Linked DNA regions of Homo sapiens: region 2 is linked to region 1. A link is a loop called in an ENCODE intact Hi-C map of the cell type or tissue named here. Cell type or tissue: heart right ventricle. All regions are shown on one strand. Links, peaks and the distances in the headings refer to the core of each region. The heading gives the core; the rest is flanking DNA.

What was found. Peaks named below come from ENCODE experiments on the same cell type or tissue, not always from the same donor. Only the 100,000 strongest peaks of a DNase experiment are listed, where the experiment ranks them.
Region 2: it touches region 1 in a loop (3-fold over the local background); 53 of 110 quality-filtered maps call a loop at or near these places.

Annotation. Positions count from the first base shown.
Region 1 is chr15:65,031,957-65,034,867 of GRCh38, forward strand. No RefSeq gene overlaps it. Among named protein-coding and RNA genes, the nearest start is that of MTFMT, 3.8 kb to the left of the region's middle. RefSeq lists an enhancer at 1,370-1,449. In heart right ventricle, for the core only: CTCF peaks have their summits at 1,247, 1,916 (motif pointing right) and 2,121; a DNase peak (open chromatin) is centred at 1,260.
Region 2 is chr15:65,081,879-65,084,769 of GRCh38, forward strand. No RefSeq gene overlaps it. Among named protein-coding and RNA genes, the nearest start is that of KBTBD13, 6.6 kb to the left of the region's middle. In heart right ventricle, for the core only: a CTCF peak has its summit at 1,529; no DNase peak of the experiment used is centred there; H3K27ac peaks cover 1,736 bases.

The DNA.
Region 1 (2,911 bases), core at 186-2,685:
AATACAATGCAAATAGTCAACTGGTTTTCACCTTAGAATTTGGCTGCTGCCTAAAGTGTAAACCTTGGTACCTGTGTTTATGCCATTTCTTCCCTAGTGGGTTTTAAGCTCTTGAGTTAGAGAGCCTGCTTTATGCTACCTTTAATTTTCAGCAGCCCGAGTTCTCCCAGATAACCCTGCCCCCTAGGGTTGTTTTGCACCATTCCCAGAGTCCTTTGATGACTACAGAGCGACTGCTCAGGTTGAGGGGCTAATTCCAATCGTTTTCTTTCCTCCACAGATCCGCCTCCTATCACTGGCATCTAAATTTCTAGTTAACAAACACAAACTTCTTTTTAAAATTGATTTGCAGCAAACTTCTTTTTTTTTTTTTAAAGGAACATGGTGTTACTGTAATGGCTGAGGTTTTCCCAGGATGTAAAAATGAAAATATTTCTGAAACTCTTGGTAGTGAGTTAAGAGTATGTTGTAGAGGACGAGGGGTGTCTACTTTCAAGACCAGATAAATCCACCACTGGAACTATCATAAAGCACACAGAGAAGATGAGGACTCCAGCCCCGAATGGCAAGGAGTTTTACATAATAAATTAAGACACCCAGAAAGCACATACAAGGGGATTGGAACCCAGATAATGCTAATTCAGTTGGTGCTCCTGTTTTCAGAAATTTATCTTTCTTGATGAATAGAGTGTGTGCGGATGCTGAATCAATGAAATTACTCCAGGTTCTGAGTCTGGGTGACAAGACAATAGCAGTGTCATTGACGTAGGGAAATAACCCACTTGGTGGTCAACATGACATTTCACCCTTGAATGCTTTGAAACTGAAGTGATGAGACAAGCAAATGGAGACGTTTAGTAGAAAACTGGAATGCAGGAGTGGCCTCCATGACTAGGGGCTGGGAGAGCTGATCTGGGAATGGGAAGAGGCAACAAGCATTTCCACTTCCTGTTCCCGTCATCTCACCCCACTCCATGACTATATGGGTATTTCTGCAGGGTGAGGATAACTACCACAGAACAGAACTCCAGTTAGTAAGGTGGCCAACGCCTAAGTCCACAAGAACCCCTGCTTGTGGCCTAGGAGGCAATGCCACATTTGACCAGGGGAAGGACTGCCACACATAGGTGTCAGCCCAGTGCCAGGGGCAGGAACTGACCTCAGGGGCACAGTCCAGTGAAGCCTTTTGAGATGCAGTTCCTAGCGAGCCACTCCATGTACTGCCATCGCCTGCCTGTGGTTGTATCAGATGCCCGCAAGGAGGTGCTGCCCACCAGCCTGTCCCGTCACTGAGCGTGACGGATAGTCCGTTTGCTCCAGTACCTCTGACAGAATCTGCCCTCTGTGTTGTTACTGCCCTGTGTGGTCCAGTAGATGTCACTCCCTAACCTGTCCAGCCTCTCTGTAAATCAGGGCCGGGGATGAAAGGCCACACACAGCAGTGTGGGTCCACAGGACTCTCCTTGATAAGGAGAGAGACTGGAGAGGTTAAGGGACATCTAAGGGGTATCAGGAACCCCAGGAAGCGAAGCCAGATATACCACAGGTAGGAGAAGCAGCCTAACAATATGGACGTTTCCTCATTGCTGCTGAGGGGCATCCTAGAAAACCAAGAGAATATTTCAAAGTACACTTAAAGAGATCAAATATTAAAAACTTTAGTTCCCAGCCCTTTACCCCCAGCAAAAATGCTAGACAGTGTTAACAAAGCTGTATGTTGTTAACAGGAGGAAAGACTAGTTAGTAAAATAGCTACAGCTGTGGCCAGTTCTTGTTCTTGGACACCTATGTTTATATCGGAAAACACTTTTTGATGCTGTTCTCTGAAATCAGGCTCCACATATGGAGTGATAAAACAGAAATCCTTTTTTAAACAAAACCGCCTTTGCTACTTCCTAGACAGCCACTAGATAGCACCACAGCCTTGCTTCCTCACCCTTTACCCTCACGTGGGACTCAAAGAAGAGCGATTGCATGCAATTGATTAGCTCCATAGTTTCTAATCAGCTGCTCACTAGCATGCTTCCTTTATTTACCAGGTTCAGAATATGGGAAAGAGAGGCTGAAGCTACCCCAAGGAAGTTTTGTATAGATTGTTATTGTGAATATATATCATGTATCCTGTGTGGGGTGGTAGCATATTTCTGTTTGTATGTAAGGGCTATCAATAAATACACTTCTAAGAAAATTTTTCCTAGAAGTGTAATAATTTGGTTGGTTGGAGATGCTTGTGGTATCCTCTTTACATTTTACAATATAGATTATCATTCTCTGGAGATTTGCCAAAACCTTCAGGTCTATAATACATCCCTCTGTGGGGGATAATGATCATCTCAGTCCTTATGTAACAGTTATAGAAAGGCTCATTTGCTTATATCCTGCTCTCCTGTGGGAATCCTACTTGCCTCCAATCTGATGTAGCTGACTCTGTAATAAATTAAACCAGAGCTACCCAGTCTTATCATTAACAGGTGCTTTCTGCTTGCTCCTCACACTTGGCCTAAAGGCCCTTGTATATAAGTCAGAGATCTTGGCTTCTGGAAGAAATATCAAAATAAAATTTACAGCCTTGGGGGTAGGGGCTGAAGGGGCTGTACCAGGCACTTTTTTTTTTTTTTTTTTTTTTTTTGAGACAGAGTCTTGCTCTGTCACCCAGGGTAAAGTGCCGGGACGTGATCTCGGTTCACTGCAGCCTCGACCTCCCAGGCTCAGGTGATCCGCCCGCCTCAGCCTTCCAACTATAGGCACGCGCCACCATGCCCAGCTAATTTTTTTTTGTAGAGACAGGGTTTTGCCATGTTGCCGAGGCTGGTCTCGAGCTCCTGGGCTCAAGCAATCCTCCTGCTTTGGCCTCCCAAAATGCTGGGATTACAGGCTGCACCACTGCGCCCGGCCAAAATGCACATCCTCT
Region 2 (2,891 bases), core at 392-2,891, 50 kb after region 1:
CCCAGCCCACCTTCTCTGTCTAAGGGTTCTCACAGTTAAGGCTTTGTTCCACCCACAGTCAGCATGTGTCACCACTGCCCACCACCCTCAGCAGGGATGGTGACTGTGCCTGGGGTGCCTGTGAGGAAACCAGCAGAAAGCCAGAATGGCTGGCTCACCCAGAGTCACACAGGCAGTTAAGTGGAAGAGCAGGGACTTGAACTCAGGACTTGGGATTCTCAGCCTCTCATTCCCCGGCATCTCGGCTTGACTATTGCATGAAGGTGTGGGGGGCACAAACCAGGTGCAGCTGGGCAAATTACAGAAACACTTAGGAGTTACTGAGCTCAGAGGGCTGGATTTGAAATCTCTCTGTCCCAGCCCAGAGGTTTACTCTGAGAAGTCCGTCCTTTCTGAGAGGCCTACACTCACACAGCTTAAAGCTGCAGGGATCATTTTCCTGAACCTGGTGGCAGCCCTGCAGCCCAACTCTCTGGAGTTCTCTCCAGTCTTCCACAAACGTTCTCCTTGCCCCTGACTCCAGATGTCCTGCACCCCAAGCCTTCCTCTCCCTGAAATCATCCTATGTGGTTTATATAGCCCGCCTGGCAGAGGCAGAGAAGCTGCCCCACCCCTGTCCACCAAGGACCTGCTTCCTTGCTGGCTTCCCTTCAGTGTGCTCACAGGGCAGCCAGAGCCATCCTAGTTCAACAAAATGCCAGTCAGAGCCTGGTGCGCCCCCTCTGAAAGGCAAAGTCCTTTCAGACTCTCCCACCCTGTTTCCTCCCTGACTTCATCTCCTCCCACTCCTCTCTGGCCTCATTGCTCCTCAGACGCACCAGGCACACTCCGGGCTCAGGGTGTGTGGCTGGTGTCCCTCTGCCTGCGCACTGCCTCAGCCCCACCCCACTTCCTGCAGGTCTTGGCTCAGATGTCACTTCGATCCTACAGACTCTCCTAACCTCCCTACTTAAAATCTACCTCCCCCTTCTCTACATGTTCTCCTCCCTTTTCCTGTTTTATTTTTCTGCATAGCTTTTAGCATCATCTTCCATGCTATCTTTTCACTTGTTTGCTGTTGGTTTTCTCCTACTAAAATTTGAGCTCCACGAAGGCAGAGGGTTTTTTCTGTTTTGTTCACTGCTCTCTCATCAGGACCCAGAAAAATGACTAGAACGTAGTAGGCAGCTTAAGAGATGATTTATTTAGTAGGGACTTAAGAAATATTTGTTGAATGAATGAATGGCACTCAACGGATGTTTGTTGAAAGAATGCATTAATGAATTGATCAGTCAATCAAGGAAACTCCATAGGAAAGGTACAGAGAAAGGCTCTCAGATTTCAGAGGACAGGAGTATCATTTCTGGCAGGGCTGTGGCAGGTGGCCAGGGAAGACTTTTCTGTGGAGGTGACGAGCTGTCAAGTTTGCAGTCCACCTTGGGAAGAGTGGGATCTGAAAAGAGCAGCCGCTCACCGGTCACTTTTCTTTCAAGGGAAGGGAGGAAGCTGGGATTAGAAATGCTAATCATCCCTTGAAGAATGGCTCCTCTTGGCGGCGGAATACACACAGGGCTGCTCTGTTTATTTTCCTTTGGCCTCAAGGAGCTGGGGCCTCTTTTTCATCCTAATTGCTTTGCTTCAAGTTGCTGTCACATCCCAGGAACGGCAGCAAATTAACTGTGCTGGTGGGAGACACAGCTGTCAGAAGACAGGCTGGCCCCAGCAGGCCAGTAATAGGCATGGGATACAGGACCCCCCTAGAGGAGGTCTTGTCCCAGCAGCGTCCTCTGCAGCCCTCATGATTCTGCCCCAGCTGGACTGGGGAAGCATGAAAAGAGGGAGCCCTTCTCTCTGGCATTCGAGTAACTAACAAAGGGAAAATGGGCCTTTTGTTGGGCTGCAGGGTCTTGGAGCAGGGTATAAGCCTCTAGTTCCACCCCTCTCTTCACAGGGAAGGAAAGCCAGGTCGCAGGTTAGGGGAAAGCAACTTTCCTGGAGACAAAGCAATGCAAGTGGACCACCCAACCTAAAGCCTGCTTCTCTGGAATCCTCCTCCCATCCTAACATGTTATTTCCTGTGCTGCCTTCCAGGGCACTCATGAAAGAGCTTCCCCATGGTGACCCATCATCAGGCTGCCCTCCCTGATTCCAGGCTTCCATCCTTATTTTTTCTAGGAAAGTTCCTCTACACACACACCCCATTCAGCACGCAGATTCAGCAGATGGAGACAAAGGAGTTAGTCTCTAATGGTATTTGGGCACCTGGGCCCTTCAGATCACACACTCATGCGTACACACACACAATTTTGCCAACTCTATAGGAGGTCAGAAACCATTCGCCCAACATGCTTCTCTTTCCAGGTAACATATTTTCATTCTAACAGGAGTCTTACAAAAATACGCCTAACTGCAAAGTCCTGATTAGCAAAGGTAATTTCAGGTGCTCAGAGAGGGAGCTAGCACTGGGTTGCGGTGGAAACGAGGGACTGAGGACTTTGTAGGTGCCACTCTGCAGAGGGACAGTGCTGCCTGCCTGCCAGCTGATTTTGCAGTCAAATGCTGGCTCTGACAGGGACTTCTGTTTGACCATGGGTAAATTCCTTAAAGTTGCTGAAATGAATGAAGGTGTCTCAACTCTAACCGGAGATGATAATTCCAGGAGGGTTGTCCTGAGAGTGAAATAAGAGCTTCTAGACCAGCATACGCAATCCTCACCTTCCAAGTTCCTTGCCCTGGTTCCTCTTCACACTTTCCCCTCCACCCATTATTGACACCCTTACTGTTTGGAAGGCACAGTTTTGGTGAATGGACTGTGTTCCAGCAGTCTGTGCTTATCGCTCATGACACAGCAGGATGGCATCCAGGGGACCTGGGTCCATATTCCAGCTCCACTTGCCAGCTGTGTGATGTTG